Regions from separate parts of the Mus musculus genome. Here regions 2 and 3 are each linked to region 1. Evidence: chromatin loops called from intact Hi-C (ENCODE). Cell type or tissue: heart. All regions are shown on one strand.

Region 1 (8,000 bases):
TTGTATGTTTGTGAGTGAACTATTTGTGGGTAGTCTATGTGTTGTGTAGCAATCTAATTATATATATATATATATATATATATATATATATATATATATATATATATGACTACTGCACACCTACGTGCTACTGGGTTTATGGACATGTGATATATACAGATATCCCTTGATAGTGTGTTTATAACCATTGTGATGATATGTCCCAGCCTCATGTGCAAGAGGGCTGGTGGCCATTGTGGATGGATTGTGGTTCTCTCTCTCTCTCTCTCTCTCTCTCTCTCTCTCTCTCTCTCTCTCTCTCTCTTTCTCCCTCCCTCCTGTCTATGTGTGTGTGTATGTATTGGGGGGAGCTTGTGAGCACTTCAATAGCAGCTACGAAGAGTGGGGGGAGGGTAGCAGACAGCTTGGGAGATCCCAGGGAAGCCCCTTCTTGCCTCCGGTTTCCTTTCTACTAGTGAGCTAGATAAACCCTGAGCACATTCAGATGTCGAAAACCCTAGAATGAAGAAGACAGAAACTGGTAGAACCACAACACTTGGTTAGAAACCGAGGGAAATAAGGCTGGCCTCGGTTCTAGTCAAGGAAGAGCAATTGAGGGGTAGGGGGTGGGAGCAGGATCAACTCATAAACAGGACTACACTCAGGGGAAGTCTTCACCAGTGCTGGTTAGCTTCTGAAACCTGGTCCTCTGTTGGGACTGAGAGAGCCCCTACTGCCCGCTGGGTTCGCCCACAAGAGTCCCCTGCAACCACAGCCTACTTGGAGGCACTTTTTGATGCTCTTCTCATACCAGAGCCCTTGCACCTCTTAGAGGTGAGCGCCCCTCTGAGATGCCTAGAAAGATGGCCCAGTGAAGCTTGTAGGACCACAGCAGAAGCTCAGGGCTCAAGACCTCCCAACTCCTGAAGCATGTAAGGGGCAAACGCATTTAGTAAAGCTGTCCTCCGCATTTAGGTCAGACCCTCTGGCTAGTTCAGGCTCTTTGCTGATCATTACTAGCTTCGGAGGTGGGCCGTCCCTGCGCCCGGCGCGCCGCTGGCACTCAACAGGCATGCTTTCAACACTAACCGTGGCGAGCAAATTCCCTTCCGTACAGCAATAGGGTGCAAAGTGTCCCGGAGCGCCGGGCGGGCGCCGCGGGTCCGAGGCGTCATGGGGACCCCGCCCCGCCCCGCGCGAGCCACCGGGTGGGGATTCGGCGCGCTGACGTGGGCGGATCAAAGCGACGGTCCGCGCCTTATAAAACGCTTGGGCCGGCGGGCGCCGCAGATCGTGCCGGGCGAGGAGAGAGCTCCGGAGATCCGCGGGCGCAGGCCGGAGAGCCGAGCACAACTGACCGCCTTGGCGTCCGCGCCCGAGTTGCCAGGATCCCCGGCTCCCTGCTGAGCTGCGTCTGGAAGAAGCTATCCTCGCCGCTCCCGCCGGCGGGGGACCGCACTCGCAACTCCTGGGGGCGGCCGAGGTTGCAGGGGCAGGCTGGGCGCGCCGGGAGAGCGTCCCAAAGGTGAGCAGTGGCCGTGGCTAATGTTAATCAGGAACCCACTGGGTAGGGAGGGAGGCGACTGAGCCCTAGAGACCCCCTTATTGATAGGACACCCACTCCCGGAGAAGCAAACCAAAGTGGCTTTCGTCGCTCTCCTTTCCTCACCTCTCTCCTCCGCAGCATTTCGAGTAACTCCTCTTGGGGGAACGCAACTTCCCGGACGACCCTGGGACTAGGGGCCTGGTGTGTGTGTGTGTGTGTGTGTGTGTGTGTGTGTGTGTGTGTGTGAAGGATGGGGTGGGTTGTATGGTTCCTTCAGTTCTCCCCCTTCAGGTTCTTCCGTCCTGTCTCCCATCCCAGGACTCGGTCCCCTCCCTCGCAGTCTGCGGGTTGATGAGGTCACGCCCGAGCCATCCCGGGGGTGGGGGGATTTGGATCCCGCGACAGAGGGTGTGTGTGAGGAGGCAAGAGAGGGGGACAAAAGCCGAGAAGTCCCTAGCTCCTGCCAGAGCAGGGGGGGGATAGCTCCGAGAGGTGAGAAGGGCTCCTAGAGGCAGCTGGGAAGGGGGGCGAGTTTGTTTACCGACCTCAGCTCCAGGTTGGGGGCTGGGGATAGGGAGGAGAGTCCTGCCCCCGCCCTGTGACACATCTGGAGCGCTCCGAACATCTGGCTTACATCCACCAGCCCGGTACCTTCCACCCGTGGCACTGAATTGCCTCCGTGTCCCTTACAGTCTTTGGGAACACAGGATTCCGCTCCAGCGGGTGGCAGGAGTTCCGCACTCTCCCTATCCACTTTTCAAACACTGCGTCTCCGCGGTGACCTGGAACAACATAGAAGATCCTGACAGCCTCTCCGCTGAGCTTAAAGTCAGGTCTCACGCAACCTCGCAGGTAACCTTGAAGCTGTCGCTCGGCGTCCCTGTCGCACCCTTTTTGTTTTGAGTGCTGCGCGGCCAGCCTCTTGGAGCAGCCCATTTGGTCATTATAGTCGGTCAATTGCGGACATTGTCCCGGCGCACAGCACCAAAGCTGGAGCCAGCATAGCACACCGGGGGTGGGAGAGGCTCGGCCAATCCTCGCCGGTTAGCCTGAGCGGGAAGGTTATCTAAAGTAAAGTTTCTAAAGCTCTCCAAGGCTCCAAGCCTTAAGATCACCTGTTGGCGGCCCGTGGCTGGGCCACAGTGTCCGTAGTGTCCGACGTTTGCACAGCTCTGGGAGGCTCATTCTTCAGACTGCTGCAAGCTGGGTAGCTTAGACTAAGTGTCCAAGGAGAGGAAGAAAGATTTGCTCTCTCTTTCTCTATAAGCACTGCTTTTTTTTTTTCCCGCGGGCCCACTATGAGACTGTTCCCATTGCAGGCTGGGCGCCCAGTCTGAAGCAAGAGGTTGCGTAGTTAGTTCAGGGATAACGAAAACAAGTCTTAAGGGATAACCAAGGCCAAGAGGGAAGTCACTCTGCGCTTCATCCAAGACGCGAACAGTAGAGCCCGAAGTCCCACTGTGTGAGGCCGGGGCAGATATTTCTTTGAACCCAGGCTTAGCTCCCCCTGGCGGACCGGGGACTTCGAGCGACGAATGCGCTCTGACCCTCTGGGCGCAAGGTGAGGGTGACACAGCGGCTCCCAAGGCTGTCCTGGACCTTCTTAGGTAGGACGAGAATAATATCAGTACCCAGAGACCAAGGTGCCTTTTAAGCAACGCGCCGGGGTGACGGAAGGAGAAGTCTAGGGCCTCTGGAGCTGCTGGGAAGAGCAGGGAATAGCTGGAGGCCTGGGTCCCCGACCGACTGCTGTGCGGTTTGGGCCACCCTTCCTCTCACTGGGAGTCGTATATTGATACCCCGGTGTAAGTCCTTGAGATTCCTTCTGCGACTTAGCGATCCCTTCCCACTTAGAAACTCTGGGTGCCTTCGGGGATCCCACACTTTAAGTGGGAACAAAGAGACAATGACTGGTGTTTTGAGGCCCCCCCCCTCCTCTGCGATCTGATCCTGCAGACATTTTTCTGATTTGGGGGAAGTGTGCAAACTTCCAACAGGGAGGGAAAGATCTGGATACGGAAGAGGTAAGAGGAAGATTCGGACTGCACCAAAAATCCCGTTGAGACCCCAGCTTGGAGTCGTGTTTGTGCCAAGCATTTCAGACTTGGGGGACTCTGTGAAGGGGGGGGGGTAATTCAAGGTTTTCTGCTTGAATTCCTCTGGATTCTGCCAGAAGGCCCCAGAAAACTATGACGTTTCAAACGTGTGTGTGTGTGTGTGTGTGTGTGTGTGTGTGTGTTCAAGCCTGTACATTTGAAACACACAGGCGTGCATAGGCTACACAGGTATGTATAATAATAGCGGATACAGAGAGAAGATCAGACGAAGATCAGAAAGCTGGAGTCCAGGTCTTTGCTTTTTAATAAAAGGGAAAACTTAGGCTGGGGTGGTTGAGGAATTGCCCAAACTCACAGAGCCAGATGAGAACCGCTCTTCCCTGTTCCAGAGACCCCCCCCCCCCCAAGTCTGGCACCTCCTTCCTCAGACTCTGTAGACCCTTTTGGAAGGAATCCCTTTGTCCTTGCTGCTCCAGAGAGGAGAGGGGCTGTGTATGACTCGGGGCGAATGCCAGGTGTTGGTAAATTTGGGAGAAGCCTGGAAGGGAGTTAATGAGGTGAGAATGATGAGAAGGGAGTCAAGCCTCAGAAAGCAGCTCCGCAGGCTGCAAGCGGGCGGGGTGGCGGCTCCTCCGCGGCCCTAGCTCGCCGCCTGGCGGTCCCAGAATCAACCTCTTGCAGGCCTGGAGCTTCCCTGCTCTGCTAGGGAGCTTTGGCGCTGCCTCGTCCGGACCGAGGCACTGAAGTGGCAAGTCTGAAGTAGCTCTTCAGGCGCTGGAGATGCCTCAGTGTGTAAAGAGCACCCACCTCCACCCCATTTTTGCAGTTTCCCCTTCCCTTACTGGAAAGTAGGTGCCCAGAAATAGCACCGTCTTCTGTGTTCTCCCTGCCCTTAGCTTACCCGGCACAGGTAGACAAAATAGCTCAACAGCCCAGCACCAGACGGGTGCTCACTAACTGAACAGCCTAACAACTAACTGAACAGATGTTTCCACATCTCTGGGCCTCGGTTTCCTCATCTGAGATGGATGGAGTGACAATACCCATCACAGGTCTGAGAGGAGTAAAGATGGCTGGCTACACTGGGAGACTGTTCTCTGTAAAAGGAGAATTCTGCTCAGATCACCCCATTCGCAGATGAATAAACTGTAGACTCATTAAAGCTGCAATAACTAATAATCGATATCGTGGATTAGTATAGGAGCCTAAATCATATTCCGGATCAGTTCCTCTCCTTGCGGTCGCTACGTCAGTTGGTTTTCGCGCTGCTGCTGGTGGTGGGGTCTCCTCCTTGCGGTCCTCTCCAGACTCTCTGCTGGGTCTCCCGAGAACCTCCTATCTGCTTCACCCTGTCCTTCCTGGGCCGCTCAACCCTGATCTGCCCTGGGCGACACGCCCTCGGCCGCGCTAGGGTCTCACCTAATCCGAGCCTGACGCCGGCGGGTCTCGGGCGGTTCGGGGAGAGAGCGGACTCCTTCCTCGCTCAGCCTCCCCGGCCCGACCCCTCCTTTGTAATTTGAATAAAACGCCTCCCAGCCCGCGCGCCGCCTTAACCCGCCGCCCTGTTCTCCGTGATTGCAGGCGGCGTGCGCGCAGGAACAGCAGCGGTGGCCTGCAGGCGGCGGAGTTCGGTGCGGCTCCTGCAGGGTGCGACCCCCGGGAGCGCCGGGCGCGCGCGACGATGAGGGCGCGGCCGCAGGTCTGCGAGGCTCTGCTCTTTGCCTTGGCGCTCCACACCGGCGTGTGCTATGGCATCAAGTGGCTGTAAGTAGGACTCCGTTTTCACTCCAATGGGCCATTGGGCGAGAAGCTGGAGAGGTTGGGTGAGCCCACCAAAATCTGCGAGGCTAAGTTGGCTTGGGCGTCGTGGGCGAGCCGTTCTTAGCTCGGCGACTTCTTCTGTGATATGCTGTTCTTACCCTCCGCGGGCTTGCGAAGTGGGTGAGCGGATTTTCTCATCCAGGCCAGGGTTGCTCAAAGGCCAGTGAGGGACTAGGGAAACATCCTCTCCAAGTGGCACAACTCAGAGAGAGTCTGCTCAGTTCAGGACACAGGGTCCAGTTCGGGATCATGGCCTGTCAGCCTCCAGGAGGTCTGCTAAGAGAGTTTTGACCCCTTCCACCTGGGGACCTTGGGGGAAGTGTCACCTTCTGGGGCCTCCGAGTACTCGGTCTGTCAGAAGGATAGTTAGTACCGGCTCCTTGGGATCTGATTGGAGACTCCCTAAAGAGCTGCTGAAGGTCCGAAGCTAAGGGATGTCCTGGAAGGATAAATGGTCGCTGGGGGCAATTTTCCTGGTTTCCTCGTGCAGTGCTAGTTCCTCCTGTGGTGGCTGCCGTAGGCAGTGTGAAAGGAGTGGGATATGGGGAAAGGCAGCCCCTTCCTGAAGGATCTGTCCCTGGGCTGGGAGAGATAAGCCCGGGCTGTAAATAACTTTCCAGGGGTTGTAAGAGTGGAGGCTCCGGGGCTCGGAGGAGGGCAGCCTGGTTGGGTCACCCATGAGGGTTACAGAGATTTTCTAGAGGCTGCCACTTTTGGCTGCACAAGTGAGGAGTTTGGCAGGTAGGAGATATGGAGGACACTCTCAGAGTACAGTGCCCGGAGTGGGAGAGTCAAGAACAGGAATGTGTCTGCCTTGCTCAGGTCATGGTTAGGGAGCCTGCAGATCAAACAAGGGATTGATAGATTATGGGCACTGAAGAGGGTCGGTCCAGGAATTCGCTTTGAAGAAGGAATTACTGCAACACACTGAACCTCTGGAAAACTGGAGGTTCCTGGTCCAGCCTTTTCTGGTGCTGAGTTCTTGATTAAATAATTCGGGAGGGAAATCCCATCTTCTTGTACTTCTGGTTTACAAGAAAGGGGGTCTGTCCTGGGCCAGGCTCCTTCGAACCTCCTCCTGCTGCTGTCAGGCACTCTTGCTTATTGGGCTGGGCACAAGTCAGTGAGAGAAGCCCCTTCAGCCATTGCTTTACAGACCAGGGGATGAGGTGAAGAGAAGGAAGGGGTTGCTGAGAGCTACAGGGGCCTTCATGGCCTAGCACCAAGCTTGGGTGACTTGTTTTGTTTATAGAGTCCTGGGGACACAACTCTCATCTCTCTTTATCTGCCCTACAAAGGGCGTCCTGAGGTTCTAAGGATTCATGTGACACACACAGTCCCAAGCTGGCGTGTGCTGGGGATGGGGTGGGGTACGAGGCCGGCTGAGAGCAACACCCAGTTTTGCTCTACTACGTCTAAGCCTTGACACACATGGGCACAGCTCAGAGTCTGCACTCAAGACATCCCCCAGGGAGGACTTGACGGGCAGAGATGGAATGTGAAGCAGGTGTCCCAGGCTGGAGGAAGAACAAGGACAGAAGTATGGGGGCAGGAGCATCCCCTGTCCCCTGCAGGGAGCAGGGACCACAGGGTGTCCTATTACACAGCTCTGAGAGCTGCAGGCCTCTATCTGATTTGTTAACACTCCATGAGATAGGTGACAGACTGACTTTTCGTTGCTTCACAATAAGGAAGTTAAGGTATAGAGATGGTAAGTAGCGGCCACAAGGTCACATGCTGGCCCTGTGGCTGTGAGATCAGAGGAACCCAAGCAGAGGGCTTACGAGGCTAACCCTTGATAATGGTTGAACTATTACTGCAGCTGGAAAATAGAGGGCCTGGGAGAAGCAAAGCTTAAGAATAGTATAGCCAAGCTTGGTGGCAGAGGCTGGTAATCTCAGCTACTGAAGGGGCTGAGGCAGGAGGATTGCAAGTTCAGTGCCTAGCCAAGGTACAGGTTCATTCAAAGCCAGCCAGAGCCACGTGGTGAGACTCTGCCTTAACATTTAAAAATAATGATAAGGGTTGGGAGTACAGCCCAGCATGTGCGAGGCCCTGGGTTCAGCCCCCTGCCCGTGGGGGGAAGAGTGGGAGCAGGCATAGGCACTTGTGCACACAGATGCAGCCTTGCTGGGTGCCGGGTGCTATTTTTGACATACATACGGCTTCTTTTCAGTCTCCCAATCTGTGTTGTGTGTTCTGCTTTCCTGAGCCCCTCTGCCCAGCAGAGGAAAGGAACACCTTGGAGGATCTTTAGCAGAGTTTCATAGCCAATGAGGAGTAGAGCAGACCTTTGGGTTGGGCTGTTGGTAGAAGGAAGTCCCGGGACAGTTGTGCAGTGGGGGTAGGGACTCGTCAGGGCCAGCTGTCCTGGGGCAGTCCTGGGGACCATGTGTGCAGGCTTGGAAAGTGACCTGGAGATGAAAGGGACATTTGACACAAGAACTGAAACCAGATGTGAGTTGGTGGCCTGAGGTGCCCACCTGGTGGGCTTCTGGGACAGACAAGCTAAACAGGTGGGATCAGGGATTGGGGAGCAGGGTCGAAATCTGACTGCCTGGTGATCCTGGTGATACACTGAGAACCTTAAGCATTGC
Region 2 (8,000 bases), 95 kb before region 1:
AATCCTTCCTTGGAGGAAGACATAAACTATGTCTCCCTCCCTCTACGATTCTAATGATGAACAAAAACTTTATTTCACTGAAGCTCATGCTGGGGAACCAATGAGTTTATGGGGCTTATTTCCAGGGCATGCACAGATGAGGAGCTGCTTATAGGAGAGTGGATGACTCCAAAGCAGTCACCCTGATTGTTCCCATAGCAACATATGTGGAGTCTTCTTCCCCTAGAGTTTTGAGCCTATATACTGCAGCAAAAGGTCATGTTCAATTAGGGCTGAATGGCATATAGAGGGCTGGGAAGAATGGCTGGTACTCATAGGATGATCCACTGACCCCACCAACTCTTTCCCAGAGGGAATCTCCACAGGCCAGATTGTGCTGAACTCTCTCACAAGCAAGCACAGCTAATTTAACAAAGATGGAAGCAGTCTGGCTCAAAGGATAGCACCTTTCAGTAGCCTTCCAAAGAATTGAATCAGGCTCAGGCAAGCGCCCTTACCTGGTGAGCCATCCTTGCTGACCTGGGGCGGCTTCCATCATAAGCTCCTGTCTTGTTGACCGTCAGTGTTTCCGACTAGCCTTCCATTGCTCTGGCTATCTGGGCTGAATCCCCTTACATCCTCATTATCCCCTCTCTTCTGGTTTCTCTTCATCATTCTGCTCTGTTTTCCTCCAAACTTTCTTCCAATTGTTCTTCTTAATTCCCCCTTTTTGCTATTTTATATTTAACGCCCAAGAGTTCTTGTTTTGTAGCATCCCATTCTTGTTCAATGACTATAATACCTCGATTTTTAGAGCACTAATTACTCTTTTCTGTTTGAAGCCTGCTTCATGTCGACTCCCTTATCTAGATTCCTTTTTAGTTCTCCCTGGGATTTTGATGTTACTTTGCCTTTTATCCTTTAAAACCTTTGACTCTCCCACTGGGGGTGTCCCCAAGTGCCTGCTCATCTCTGTGCTTGTGTCTAAGAATGGAACACTACAGCACAGGCTTGGTTCTCTGGGAACAGAATAGAGTTGCATGCAGGATCTGGTTGAGGCACTTCAAAGACTGATGAAGAGAAAAGCTCCTGCCTGAGCTCTTGTGTCAATTCCTCCTGGACCATTTGTTGCTATTGTGCAGAGGGGTGGCATGGGAAAACTTGGAATCTACCCCTTCCAACGTTAACACATATTTATTTTTATTTTATGTACGTGAGTGCTTCCCCTGCATGTATGTATGTGTGCTACGTTCATGCGTGGTACCCACGGAGTTCAGAGGAAGGCATCCAATCTCCCGGAATGGAAGTTATAGACACTTATGAACCACCATGTGGGTGCCCAGAACTGAACCCTGATCCTCTGCAAGAACAGAAAGTGCTCTTAACCACTGAGCCACCTCTGCAGCCCAGGAATCTGTTTCTTAAATAGATTTCCATGCAGTCTTTGTGTCGTTAGCTCCTGCCCAGTTCCAGAAGTACCAGCACAGCAGATTCCAGAAGCATCCAAGGGTTTCCAGTGTGCCCTGAACTGCTTTCCTCCCCTTTCTTGCCTGTCTGGGACTCAGCCACCGACCATCCCTGGTCCTATGGGTCTGCTTGCCAATGTTTTGATAAATCCCTTTGTGTTGATTTAATTGATTTCAGAAAAGACCACAGGGCAATTTACCTCACTTCAGTTTTTAAAGGAAAAGCAATAACACAGTCTGTGCAAGGATTATTTACTGCCCGTTTATAAACATCAACAAAGTGTGGCCAGACCTTGGGGGAGGGGTAGGAAACTTTCCACTCCACCTTACCCCACCCCCACCCCCGTGAATGCCCAAGTCCAAATCCACTTCTTGTGATGCCTTCCTGTCTCCCAAGCTCAAACTCCCGGGTGGCCTGACCTGATTGGGCCAACCCAGTGGCAGATGTTACAGTCCCTTGCAGATGTCAGCTCATTTACACATTTCTGAGCTACAGGGCTCAGGAAGTTGATCCACAGACCAAGATCCCACAGCTCTGAGAGAAATTTGAGCTCAGGGCTGTCTCCTCCCTCTAGGCCCTCTGTCATTGCTGACTTTGAGGTACCCTGGAGGAAGAAGTTACACGTTCTGGTGAGAAAATGGCACGTGTACTAAGTCAGCCTAGACCCAGGGAAAGCCTACAGATTTGGGAAGGGGGAGGAGAAGGGGGTGGGTGTGGCTCAGAGGAAGAGGGGGATCTTCATTCCCTGAGATTGGCTCAGGGTGGTGTTACAGGAGGGACTGACTGCTGAGCCTATCACCCACCCTCAGCCTGGCTTCTCTCATAGAGAACCAGCAATGACTGGAATAATAATGAGAGTTGGGGAGAAATTTGCAAGGCACTTTCATCAGATCTCTGATATTACAGGAGCTGGACAGCATCTCTCTTTGAGGCAAGAGGAAACCAGAACGCAGAGGTTAACTTCCCAGCTGCAGAACTCTGCTCCTGGATTCAAACCCTTCCCTTCTAAGCCCAGCCCTTCGCATCCCCACCCTGTCTGGTCTAGTTTTATCATCTCATCAGCCCAGGGAACTTCCTAATGCATTCAACATGTATGTGGAGCATGGGCTGCCTGCTTGTCTTAGTCTCTAGGAGATGGCCTGGAATCTCTGTGTTGGCAACTGTCCCCACACCCCCACACCCCCCCGCCCCCGTGATTACCTTTTCTCTTTCATTATAATTTAGCTTTGAGACGGGGGTCTCATATAGCCCAGGCTGGCCTCTGACTTGTAGATGACCTTAAACTCTTGATCCTCTTGTCTCTACCCCCTGATTGCTAGGATTACAGGACTGTGTCATTATGCCTGCTTTCACCTGGTGCTGGGGATCAAACCCAGGGCCTCATGCATGCTGAGCAAGCAGTTCATGAACTTAGAGCTACTTCCACAGCCTCCACTGCAGCTGGCCTTGGCCTGTAAAGCAATGGGTTCATTGTGACACAATGAACTTCATGTGTGCACCTGTGGTACCTCACTCTTGACTATTTTCTTACGCTCCTCCCCCAGGCTCGTCCCCTCTTCTCTCATGGTCCCCATCTACATTTATGCTGCATTTTCTAGATCCTGGATACAAAAGAAGACACAGTGCTTGTCTTTGCGCTTGGTTATTCTGCATGTCATAATGATTCCCAGGTCCATCGTTTTTCCTGCAGGTACAACTGAACAAGAATAACCCTGTGCTCATCTGCTCACGGTGTCTTCACGCATTCATCTATAAGAGGCCAACCCCAGGATTTGCTTGTTGTTACTAGTGTCACTGTAAACACAGATGTGAAGGAATTTTAATTACATGCTGGCCTTCAGTCCCTTTGAGTGTTTACCCAGGAGAAGCACAGCTGGAGCACATGACAGTTCTTTTTAGTTTTTCCAGGAACCTCCATACTGACTTCCGTAGTGGCTACAATCATTTACAATCCCATCAGCAGTGTATACAGTGGTTCCCAACCTTCCTAACGCTGTGACCCTTTAATACACTCCCTCGTGTTGTGGGGACCCCACCCCTGCCATAAAATATTTCGTTGCTACTCCATAACTGTGATTTTGCTGCTGTTATGAGTCGTTATGTACAGGATATACAGGATATTGACATGTGACTCCTTCTCGACCCACAGGTTGAGAACCTCTGATGTAAGAGCTCCTCTCACCCCATGCCTGTGCTCTTTCTTAGTTGCTTTCTTGATGATAGCTGTCCTGAGGTGAGACGGATTCTCCTTGTAGTTTTGATCTGTATTTTCCTGACAGTTACAGATGCTGAACACGCGTTTGTGTGTGTATTGGCTATCCGTTGTGCTCATCTAAGTGTGAGCTACCCCTCAGCCTACAGCGCTGCCAAAGGCGAAGTGAATAGAGCAGGCCCTTCTCTCTGGCCTTGGGATGCTTCAGTTTCCCAACTGGGAAGTGAGCACAGTAACTGGACTCAAGTGGAAGTGCCTCTGCCCAGCCACCTACACAGAGGAGTGCATACCTGCCTTCCTAAAAGGCTGCCCGCACAATGCCCCCCCCCCACAATCCTCCCCTGCCACCACAAGCAATCATGGTCAGTCAGCACAGGTCAGCATGGCATGTGATGAGGATGGGGGCTCTTCACTTCCAGGTTGAGGATCAGTAAGACTTGGAGGGGGGCTCAGGGTCACCTCCACAATCCACTGAGACGCCCCATCTCCCACTGAGGACAGTGGGGTACCAGGGTGCAAGGTGCTTCCTGAGGTCTTGAATCCTCCACACCCTCTCCTCCAGCCCCTGAAGCAGCCAGTAGATGTTCTTGGGCTTGTAGGGATGTGTGTGTGTGGGGGGGGGGCAGCTTTTCAGTGCACCTTCTGTCCCGACCACCAGAAGCCCTGGTATCCATACTGCACAGTGTGGGGTGTGCAGGCCCAATGGGTGGGTAGGCTTTTTTGAAAACAGTTAAGGAAAGTTTTGAAAGACAAAGAATTCAAAGGGCAGCATATGCAAAGACCAAGAGGTGGCCTCTGACAGATGTGTGTCACTGTGCATCATTGAAATACTGAGTTTGGAGGGCAGCACGCTGGAAAGAGCCGACCAGTTTGTGGCCTTGGAAAAACTACTAGAGAAGCTGGGCTCTCCAGTCTTCACTTGACAAGAATGAGACCCAGTGCCTGGGGCCAAGGTAGCAGCAGTGGGAAATCAGAGAAGGAGTGGGCTTTTCCACATAGACTGGCTGTGGGGCCAGAGAGAATGAACTGAACAGAATGGAGGCTCATCCCTGGAGGAAGCAAGGGGAGGTGATGCTTTCCCACACCGTGTGCTCCTGGAAAGAGCTGATGTGCTCAGAGTCCTCCTAGAGGCCTGGGCTGAGGAGGGGCCAGATGTGCTTCAGTCCACAGGGATTTGGGTCCAAAAGCCTGAACCTGGTGGGCTTTTCCAGATGGGCAGTAGGTGGCGCTGTAGCTCTGTACATGCAGTCTACTGGACTAGGTTACCTGCCCTCACCTGAGGGTGGGTGAGGCCCTCTAACTCCAGAGCCCGTACTTTGAGAAAGGATGGATTGTGGGGACCAGGGGGAGGTGAATGCCCCCACTCCTGAAGCATGAAAGGCCAGTACTTTAAAGCCTCTTGAGGACAGTGGTATGAGCTTGGGGCTGGGCCTCTGGGCTCTTCTGGCCCTAGCTCCTATTTCCCAGATGGGGAAACAAGGTCCAGAGAGGAAGGGGCTGGCCTGAGTTACTGGATAGGTTAGTAGAATAGGAAGGTTCTAGTGTACCAGACAGGGAGCTCCTCTATCACCCAGTCCCTTCCTCCTAAGTCGGTTTGCCACCATCTCTCCATTCCTTTCCTCACCATCTGCCAGGCTAGGACAGAACTTCCTACACACCTCTCCCCCAACTGTAGGTCTTTTCCATAACTGTTAATCAAAGTCCTTCCCCCACCCCCAGGAGGACATTTTTACTATTGATCCAGCCATCAACCTCTTTTGCTAAAATCTTTTCTTGACCAGGTCACCCATAGGTTTTCAGCCTCTCAGGAGGGTCCGTGACAGATACCCACGTCCTCTTAGCATGCAAATCTGCCTAGGTCCCCTGGCCTGGTCATGCTTGTCCCCATGTCTCCCCCCATCACTGATATGCTCACAGCATTGTCCTACAGTCAAACTGCTGCTCAGCACCTGTGACTTAGTGGGGGCTGCCTTGGGTCCTCCTCGGCCTGTGACACACTGTGTACCTGAGTGCCCTACCTGTCTCCTCTGCCAGAGCACTCAGAGCTCTGACATCTAGTTCACCCCCATTCACTGTCACAGGGCTCAGCGCAGCCATGTTGGATGAGCAGCGTCCTAGGAACACCTTGACACCGCCTACCCGGCCAGGCTCTGTGCCCCTGTGTTCCCATGCAGCCTCTGGCAATCTGGTGAGATCAGAATGGAATTATTGTCTTGGCTTTCCTGAAATGAAGACTCACCCCCAGGAGAGCATGATCTCACTGGTACCACAAAGCAATGTGTGATGGAAGTGGGCTCCACACACTGCCAAGTACTGCAAAGCCAGGGAACATGACTGAAGGGATCCGGAGCTCAGTGGGTCATCCTGGGGTTTACAGGGATGGTATGGAGCTCTGGTGGCTAGCCGAGGTTCCTGCAGCAGAGTGCCTTCAAGAGGTGAGGTCTGAGGCTGGAAAGATGGCCCATCAGTTAAGAACTTACATTGTTCTCCTAGAGGACCCAGGTTGGCTTCCCAGCACCCACATTAAGTAGCTCATGACTGCTTTCACCTCGGGAATGACTAGCCCTGTGAACACCTGTACTCACATGTACATAACTACCAGCATGTACCAACATACACAAAATCAGAAATAAAAATAATTTTTAAAAAAGTGAGGTTCTCTCCTTTTCTGTGAGCCCCATTGTTTAGAGGCAGGCAGGCACCTTGGCAGACCCGGGCATTGATGACACTGATAAGGGACCTACAGCCAGCTAGAGGCCAGGGAACTGGCAAGGTCCAGGGGCTGGGATGTTCTTGGTCTGAGATCTTTCCAAGAAGCCCTGCAGTGAGACGACTGGTGCCACAAGGCAAGGAGGGAATTGGTGATTTAGCTGCCCCTGCATAGAACAGGCAGGACACAGCAACAGGCTGGAGCAATTTACTTCTGAGAAGCTCAACACAGGCACAGGAGAGAGTAGAGGCTGCCAGAGTGGACTCAGGCTTCTGGGTCTTGGAATAAGTGATAGGAGGACCCTCAGCTCAGGATGTGACTCTGGTCCTTTAGCTACCAATTAGGAGACTGGTAGTCTGGAGTTTCCCATGGCGACTCTAGGTTCAGTGTCCCTGTAGTCCTGAGCTATGAGAAGCTAGAGGTACGGTGTTGTGGGAAGCCGCCCCCACATTCGCCGTTACAAGATGGCGCTGACAGCTGTGTTCTAAGTGGTAAACAAATAATCTGCGCATGTGCCAAAGGTAGTTCTCCACCCCATGTGCTCTGCCTTCCCCGTGACTACAACTCGGCCATGGGCTGCAGCCAATCAGGGAGTGATACGTCCTAGGCGAAGGATAACTCTCCTTAAGAGGGACGGGGTTTCGCTTTCGTTTTGGGCTTGGGCTTTGGGGGCTTGCTCTCTTGCTCCTAAAGATGTAAACAATAGAGCTCTTGCTCTGCGCTCTGGCGCTCTGGCGCTCTGGCGCTCTGGCGCTCTGGCGCTCTGGCGCTCTGGCTCCTAAAGATGTAAGCAAGGGGCTTGGGGCTTGCACTCTTGCTCCTGAAGATGTAAGCAATAAAGTTTTGCCGCAGAAGATTCTGGTTTGTTGCGTCTTTCCTGGCCGGTCGCGAGAACGCGTGTAAGACGGTGGCCCTCAGTATCTAAAGCTAAAGGGTATGTCCAGACTGTAGCTTGTGGGGTGCATACCTCAAAGACAGCTTTGCGTGCAACCCAACACAACACCATAAAGTTCTTTAAAACATCGAGTTCTTGTGTGTGAACTTCATAGGTGACAGCATCATGTTGCAACATCAAAAGGTTGGACACACCTGGAAGCCCTGGGTGATCTGCAGGAGGAGGAGGCACAGAGAGGGTCCACAGGGAGCCAGGTCAGAAGGCAGGTCTGATTCCTTGCCCCTCTGCTGCTTCCCATTCTCCCAAGCCTGTTACTCGGGCCCTTTCGGGAGCGCCTGTCAGTGTGTCCTTAGTGCAGCGTGGGTCTCAGTGGTAGCTAATCTATCCTCTCCCCAGGGTGAGCGTGTAACCCGTGCTGGGAGCCCTCCTCGAGTGTATCCTCCTCCCTCTAACTGAGCATCTTCAGGGGGATCTATGGAGAAGGACATTGTAGGATTGCTGGGGAAGAGAGATGTCAGTTTGGTGCCACCCAACATAGTGCCCACCTGCTGCCAGCCAGCATCACACCATCTGATGAGGTCATCCTCTCTGGGAGGTTTCCCTGGTGGCTCCCACAAGGCCCTGATCACAGCTTCTTGTTGCAACCAATGGGGCCTAGCTACTTGGAGAGGCAACTACTTAGCTCTCAGGATGGGGGTTCCTCTATCTACCCCCACCCTGCCCTGGAAGGTGGGGCT
Region 3 (8,000 bases), 58 kb before region 1:
TCGAACACTGAACACTTATAATGGAAGACTGAGGCCGGGCTGGCCAGGGCTGTCAGGAGCAGTGTCAGGCAGGTGTCCTTCTCTAAGCACTAAGCTCTATGGGAAGACAACTAGTCGATGTCCCAGCCTGACCCTAACGTGCTAGAGATGTTCACACTGGAGAATCTCACCCACTCTCTGCAGTGATCATTCTGTCCACGTCTGTAACATGGGCTTGCGTCCATGGCCGAGTTTGCGTAGCTGAGATTTGAACCCAGGAAGGTGACTCCAAAGTTACCATGCTTGTCTCCACTCTTGATTGCTCTCTGATGTGCAAATGGCCTGAGGAAGGCTCTCCTTGATGTGGAGTCTCTCAGTCTTCTCCAGCCACAAAGGAGGTTTAGACAGACTATGTGCCCCTGACTCAAGAATTCTTCCTTGGGGAGATGTCAACTATGTCTGCTTCCTCCTTGTAAGGCCCCAACAACCAGATGAACAACCAAACGATTCTACTAAAGCTCACCAGAGGGAACCAAAGTGTCTATTAGGCTTACTTGTAACGCATCAGTGACCCCAAAGCAGCCACCCTGGAAAATCCACACCCAGCATGGATGATGGGTTCTCCAAGGCTACATAGATGTTGCACTCCCTATCAGACACCCCAGCCTGTGTAGTCTTGCTACTCTCAAGACCTTGAGGCCATGTGCAATTAGGGCAGAAGGGCATATAAGTGGCTGATAGGAGAGGCTGGATTGTCAGGCAAAGACCCAGTGACTCTCTACTCCCTCTCTGAGGGAATGTCAACAGGCACCAAGTTGGCTCTTCGTGGCAGATTGCAAGCTGGCACAGCTGATTGAGGAAGATGGCAGCTGTTTTGCTCAGAGAACCACATTTTACAACACTCCCATTTCAGCAGGGCTGGGAAGCAGGAGAGTCCAGCCTGCTGCCATCTCTCTGGCTCTGCTGAGATCCCCTTACATCCAGGGCATGGGCCTTAGCTCGGCCCCACCTGGCCCAGGTGGGCCTCCTAGTCCTGTTCACAGGGCCAACAGGCTGTAGTGTCTGCAGACCATGACCCCGCCCAGCAGAAGACATCTCAGTCACTCCTGCCAACATCCCAGTGCCTCGGTGCGCTTGACAGGTGGGCTGCCTGCCTCCTTGAGCCTTCCCCCGCCCCTGTGCCCCAGTATGAGCTAGAAAAGGGCTGGACAGTGTGGTGAAGGAGGCCTCAGATGGAGCTGGCTCTCATGCTCAGTGGACCTTCAGTGTTGCTGTGTGCCCTGGGCAAGTTACTAGGGCTTTCTGATAGTCCCTGGCTTCACCTGACCTTCAGCAGGTTCAGGAGCCAAGCTGTGCAGATAGGCTTTACCCAACTAGGTGCTGGGCAATGGGAGGGGCTTCTGCTAGACTTTGCTCTCTCCCATGACCCAATCCTCCCTCCCACCCTTTCCCACTGATCCTTGCCGTCACGTCACATTGACAAGGAATGCTTTTGGGTTTTTCAAGGACCATTGCCCCCACTCGAAAGCTGGCTCTGTACACATCCCACACAGGGAGCTCAGACAGCCCCAGGCAGGTGGCCCCTGAGGACCTGTCTGCCCAGCCTATAAAGTAGAAGCAAAGAGGCCAGGCAGGGAACTGCAGGGGAGAGAGGCTGGGGGGGGGGGGGAGAGTTGCTGCAGGGGATGCAGGGAGGGTAGAGAAGGCACAGAGGTTGGGTTTGATTTGCCCTACATCCCGGAGTGTGGGAATGCTTATAGATCTTCAGGTTGTATACCACACAGGGGCCAGCTGGGAGGCCCATGAATGTCCTACATCTAGATCCCCTTAGCCTCCCTCTGGGGCCTCCTAGACCTCTCAGCCACTCACTCCTTTGGGCCTAGGTGCTGCAAATTGGAATAGTGTATGGGTCAGAGTCGCTGAAATGCTGATGTACAACAACAGTCTTGTGTGGAGAGGTGCAGCCGGGGACTTTGCAGCCAGATAGTTAAAGGCTGAGCTTAGCCACTCTCCACTGTGTGGTATTGAGAGAGTCCATTGACTTCTCTGAGCCTCTGATTCCCAGCATTTAAACAGATTAAGGTATAAAACTGGCAGAGAAAAGCCCGCCAGTCTTAAACGCACAGCTCAAGCCCCTTGTCCATATATATACAGCCACACACATCTCTCTAAAAGTTCCCTTGTAGGGTTTCAGTTTCTTCCTGAGGCCTGTCACACAGTGGGTCCTGGGTCCTGCACATAGTGAGCCTGATGCATGAGGGCTGTTAGTTCTCACTCAAGTTTGCTTGGCAAGCTGCACCTCATTCTAGCTTCTCCACAAGCCTGGATTTTACTCCCAGAAAGCTAAGGCGAAATCAGGCAGTAGTCCTGGCTTGACTCTGTGGCCCAAGACAAGCCAACTCCCTTCTTTGGACCAATGAAGAGATTAGACTAGATGTTTTCCTGGGGCAGCCTAGGCTCTGTGTTTAAATGTTGTGGTCTGGGACCCTTGGTTGTTCCCACTCAGCCAGCGATGTGGCCTGGGCCTCTGAGTGGGTTGCATACATTGGGAAAGAGGGAGGGAGCTGCTTTTGCTTGTCAGCGAGCTGGGATAGTCCCTGGGGTGCACACTCAGAGCCCTACTCCACCCCAAACTGCACAAGCATTTTTAGAGATCCCTTTACCTCCCCGATGGCCCCTGACCCATTTCACATCTGTCAGGAAGGAATTGGGGGCCCCCGGCCTTTCCTCCCCTGTAACACTCCGGGGACACCCTCAGATCAGATGAGAGTGGAGGTGACAACAGAGAGAAGAATAAATCTTGAGACAAAGTCTTGCATTGCTCCACCAGTGTAGACTGATGCAGCTGAGAGCCATACTACCTTGAGCCAGCTAGAAATCGGAGGCGAGTAGCAGTCAAGGTCTGGATAGGAAGAGCTCATCCCCCAGGACAGCCCAGCACAGCCAGGGCCCCACATTCCAGCCACTGTCCTCTGGGCTGTCCCACCAGGAAGCCTTCAGCCTTGTTGGCGTGTGGGCACGAGTGCCCCCTGCTGGGCAAGTATATGCCCTGAGGATAAAACACTGTCTGAAGACAGGCAGGTGAAGGTTGGCATCTTGGCCTCCTCTTTCTCTAGTTGGTTGACTTTGGGCAAATTGGCAGCCACTGGCATCTTTGTATATGTGTTTGTGGGTGTGGAGGTCGCAGGTTAACATGGAATGCCTTCCCTTATCTTTCTTTCTGTTTTTTGAGACAAGGATTTTCATTGAACATTGGAGCTCACTGACTAGGTTAGGGGACCTGGCCAGTGAGTTCCAAAACTTGAGCTATCTCTGTCTGCCCTGAGGTTACAGATCTGGATCACAGTGCTTTGGTATTATATGGATGCTGGGACTTGTGTGGCAGGCCTTTACCAGCTCAGTCGTTCCCACACTTTAGAAAGAGAGAACTATCGCAAGCCGTCATCCAACTTCCACACATGCATTGTGACATGTGCATCTGTGTGCACACATATGCATGTGCACATACGAATACTTAACACAGATAAATTTAAAAAAATAAATGTAGTGAGAATTTTGGTTTCTTTGAAAACACAGAAGTATTATGGGAATATGTTTTCGTTTTAACCTCATGTGTGGTATGTGGGGCTACTTCAGACGGTCCGCAGCAGCTGACTATAATTTGCCCTGTGCTCTAGTGGTACATGATTTTGCCAGCTGCAGATAGTTTCTGCAATTGTGTGGTGTTTGGAAGTCTGGGGACTTTTGAGAGGATATTGAAATGCTAAGGCCCGGAGAGGGTGGGTCATTGGGTGGTGGTAGTGATGGGTCATTGGTTGGTTGCTGTGGGCGGCAATTTGCTAAGTAGTTGTGCTCAAAGAAGAAAAAGAAGAACTTAGATATCCCGACAGCAAAGATCAAACTTGGCCCAAGGAACTTGATGCCCCTAATCAACAGAAAGTAGTCTAACAATAATGCTGCTCCCAGCCGGGCACGGTGGCGCATGCCTTTAATCCCAGCACTTGGGAGGCAGAGGCAGGTGGATTTCTGAGTTCGAGGCCAGCCTGGTCTACAAAGTGAGTTCCAGGACAGCCAGGGCTATACAGAGAAACCCTGTCTCGAAAAAGAAAAAAAAATGCCGCTCCTTTCCTCCCCACCCCCTATCCTTTTCTCTCTCCTAGGTAGTGTTAGGGGATTGAAGGGCTAGAAAAAGGATGGAGAAGGGCAGCAGAAATAAGAAGCCACAAAGTTGCCAAAGTCTGACTACAGATAGACCTCTAAGAGGTAGAGCCTGTAAGAGGTCTCTTATTAGTTACTATGTCAAAACAATTGACTAAAGTGATTTATCTTGGCTTATAGTTTGAAGGTATAGTCGGTCCTAGTGGAGAAGGCATAGCAGCAGAAGTATGAAACACATTGTGCCTGCAATCAGGAACTGAGCCATGAGTGATTGTTCTTAGCCTGCTTTATCCTTTTTACCCAGTGTTGTGTTTTATAAAAAGATAGAGAGATAAGGAATGTGCTTGGTGGATGTGCAGTCAGGTGTAGGGAAAGGGGGTGGCTCTGCGGGGGCCATGCTGAGGCATCCCTTCCCCCGAGGGACCAGCCGCATGAATAGAGTTTATTCAGGGCATGGGGAGGGGAGTTGAGGGAGAAGAGACAGAGAAAGGCAGAGAGAGAGAGAGAGAGAGAGAGAGAGTAAGTAGAGAGTAGAGGCCAGCCACGAACACATGGAGAAGGGGGGAGGGAAATGGGGAGGGGGAAGCAGGAGCTGGGGGACAGAGCAGGAGCAAGAGGGAGAGGAGGGGGCAAGCAGCCCCTTCTATAGAGAGTCAGACACACCTGGCTGTTGCCAGGCAACTGTGGGACAGAGCCTAGACTAAATGCCAACACCTAGTCCAGCTCTCTAGCCCACAGGATGGAGATACCCCTATTCAGGGTGGGTTTTCCATCCTCAGTTAAGCCTTTCTGGAAACACATAACAGATGTGTATTTTCACAATGACGTTGTATTCAGTCAAGCTGACTGACGATTAGCCACCACAAGGTTATTACTGCCTTTCCTTTCTCTGGCCTTGTGTCTGGCCACGCGATCTCGCCTTTTCACAAGTGTCCCACCGCGTGGCATCTTCCGCCACTAAGGAGGTGATGCATCCAGAGAGCTGTTTGGATGTCTGCCCTTTAAAACCGAGAGCTAAAGAACTCTCTTCTCCTGCTTAGCTACTCAGCCACGGGTATTTCATTGAAAATGGAGAGTTAGCCGGGCGTGGTGGCGCACGCCTTTAATCCTAACACTTGGGAGGCAGAGGCAGGCGGATTTCTGAGGTCGAGGCCAGCCTGGTCTACAGAGTGAGTTCCAGGACAGCCAGGGCTACACAGAGAAACCCTGTCTCGAAAAACCTAAAAAAAAAAAAAAAAAAAAAAAAAGAAAGAAAGAAAGAAAGAAAGAAAATAGAGAGTTACTGAAGCTTTGCCCCGTCAGTGATCTGAATTCCTCTTTTATTCTAATGTAGTCACAGTCTAGGGATTAGCATGTGGACATCCTTGGAGTAAGAGGTCTGTCACTCCATCCAAATAATTCCTTCCTTGACCAGGACTGGGAGACTCTGATCTCTGTTCATCAGAAGAGCTGGTTAACGTTATGTGCCGGTGTTGTCTTCCTTTCCTGGTTCCTTCAAGTTTGAATGGTTACAGTGACTCAATTCTCTTTCTGTCAGTGTGGAATCATAGCTCATTGTAGACAGAAACTAAAGACTACAAATAAAGACTACAACTAACTTTGAAGGAAGAGAATATAAAGAATTCAGATATTCATAAATAGGTAATCACCAGTCTTTGCTTGATTCAGTTTGGGGGAGGAGAAGAGATGGGAAGGCATTATTCTGTGTATAAATAAAAGTATGTGTGATTGACGGTTAGCTGAGAGAAGGGTTACACCTGATCTTGCTCTGCTCATTCACACACACTGGTTCATTTATTTCCGGTAGAGTGTTCTCTAAACCCCAGTGCACGGCCAGCAGTGAGTCCTGAGCCTGGCAGTCATTGCCATAACTTCCTGTCCATAGGGACTTGTTCAGGAAAGAACATGTGACCCATCAGAAACTGTGGGATTGAATATTTGAATATCCATGAAGACTATTGAGAAAGGATCTTTCCGTCATATAACCATGGCAACCTTGAATTCTTGATCTTCCTGTCTCCATCTCCCAAGTGCTGGGATTACAGATGTGCACTGCCACACCCAGACATGTAAGCAAATTTTTTGTCAGTCTATGGCAATTTGATCACTGACCACAAATAATGTTCTGAAAGAGTCTGAAATCTGTAGAGACCTTTTATAGTCCCCGTCCCCCTCACTCCCCGCACTTAATCATCACCCAAAGTGTAGGAGATAAGGAATCTTAGCACTGGCTTATAGGTAAGAAGCACCGAGCCTGGGGAGAGGAGAGGAGATTGGTTCTTGGTCACATGCTCACTGTGCTCTGGCCAGAACATGTGTTTTCTTTCCCTTCTTGAGTGGCCTTTTGGGAACATATCCTTATCTTCAGAACAGGCTCTGAGAAGAAATGGGATGTGGGCATGAATTTTTCTACTGGAAGAAGGCAGAGGGGCATCTTAGCAGAAGGAACAATGTGAGCAAAAGCCAAGAGGTAGGAATGGAGGTTTGGCCTACTCAACGATGCCATGTGTGAACACATTTATAGTTGGACAGGCACTATGTGCCATGTTGAATAATTTGTACTTAAAAAAAAAAAGAACCCCCTGGCTGCCAAGAACAGATGACATAGAGGTGTCTGGAGAGGACTATGCTAAGCCCGAATGTAACCATGAGTGAGCACTCGAGGTCTTGAACTCAGAGAAGATAAAATTTTTGAATGAGGCTGTAGGGTCTGTCTGTCCTGAGTATTCCTGTCACTCTGAAGAGTGGTGTGCATGATGCTGGCATCCTGGGATGATGCTCTCTGTCTGTCTCAGACCCAGAGAAGAGGTGTGTTACTATCTCATCTTGAAATTAGACATTTGCATAGATGGGCTAAGATCCGGGGCTTACACGGGACTCTTCAGTTCATGTGTTGTGTGACATGGGGTAATGTCCTGTACCTGTCTGAGCCTTAGAGTACTGTTGGGAGGCTGGAGCTGAGATTGTGATGCAATGACAGGAGCAACGCTCCCTCCTCCCTCCTCCCTCCTCCCTCCTCCCTCCTCCCTCCTCCCTCCTCCCTCCTCCCACCCATCCTTTCTTCCTCTGGAGCTGACGTAGCAGAAGGCTGGTTCTCACTGTGGTCTTTTGGACCTGCATTTCTGTTTCCTGGCAGCTTTGAGCCTACAGCCTGAGTTCTGTCCCTCTGAAGAAAGTAGTCCCTCCTTTGATTTCTGGGACACTGTGACTCTTACTGAAAGTGTAAGTCATCCCTTGTCTGTCTGTCCCCTTCCTCTGCTCACTTCTCATGGAGCAGATGGCAGCTCCTAGGGTGATGTGTGAGGGCCTTCCAGAGGCTCCCCTGAGAATGTGCAAGGCTGGGTAGGGGCGGGGTGGGGGGGAGAGGAGCTGTTCTGTAGCTCTGTGAGATAGGCAGGCCGTCCCCATGGCCCAGCCGAGGAGCTCAGGTTTGCTCGGGACCAACCTTCCAGTAAGCGCTAAGCTGGGATTTGACCCAAGATCTGCAGCCAAGGCCCATCTACTACTAATTTCAAGCTCCATGAATTCACACATTTCTTTTCATCCAAATGCTTTATTTACTTCAACCAGGATTTCTGTTTGCACCAGAGATTTCTGACTTTCAAAATGATACTGGCCTAGAGAAGAGAAGTCATTCTTGAAGTGTTTCCCAAAGCCAATTATGAACTTCCCGGGGTGCCAGCCCACTCCATTGTTCTCAGACATTGTATAAAGGCCATTCCCCACAACAAGCTGTGAACCTCTGAGCCAACGTGTCAACTTCTGAACAATCCGGTCATTCCCCAGTCCTGGCTGGATATTAGCCAAGGGCTGGATATCAGCCAGCCTCGAGAGTTGCTCAACGCTCTCCCTGGAGGGGGCTT

Evidence for each region. Hi-C counts contacts between places; a loop is a spot of excess contacts. Peaks named below come from ENCODE experiments on the same cell type or tissue, not always from the same donor. Only the 100,000 strongest peaks of a DNase experiment are listed, where the experiment ranks them.
Region 2: a loop joins it to region 1, with 5 times the contacts of the local background. A loop is called at or near these places in 33 of 42 quality-filtered maps.
Region 3: a loop joins it to region 1, with 4 times the contacts of the local background. A loop is called at or near these places in 9 of 42 quality-filtered maps.

The regions. Positions count from the first base shown.
Region 1 is chr7:98,833,845-98,841,844 of GRCm38, forward strand. Wnt11 (wingless-type MMTV integration site family, member 11) reads left to right here and starts at 5,001. Exons shown (of 5, transcript NM_009519.2): 1 at 5,001-5,346. The coding sequence starts at 5,264. Gm33770 (a long non-coding RNA gene) reads right to left here and starts at 2,251. Exons shown (of 3, transcript XR_378356.3): 1 at 2,071-2,251. In heart, CTCF peaks have their summits at 3,036 (motif pointing left), 3,252, 4,242 and 5,197 (motif pointing right); DNase peaks (open chromatin) are centred at 1,177, 2,037, 2,907, 4,227 and 1 weaker place; H3K4me3 peaks cover 7,183 bases; H3K27ac peaks cover 5,211 bases; H3K27me3 peaks cover 1,798 bases.
Region 2 is chr7:98,738,660-98,746,659 of GRCm38, forward strand. No RefSeq gene overlaps it. Among named protein-coding and RNA genes, the nearest start is that of Gm19656, 16 kb to the left of the region's middle. In heart, a CTCF peak has its summit at 4,873 (motif pointing right); a DNase peak (open chromatin) is centred at 4,942; H3K27me3 peaks cover 1,609 bases.
Region 3 is chr7:98,776,145-98,784,144 of GRCm38, forward strand. No RefSeq gene overlaps it. Among named protein-coding and RNA genes, the nearest start is that of Gm33720, 17 kb to the left of the region's middle. In heart, a CTCF peak has its summit at 3,011 (motif pointing left); DNase peaks (open chromatin) are centred at 3,007, 7,447 and 7,927; H3K27ac peaks cover 1,567 bases.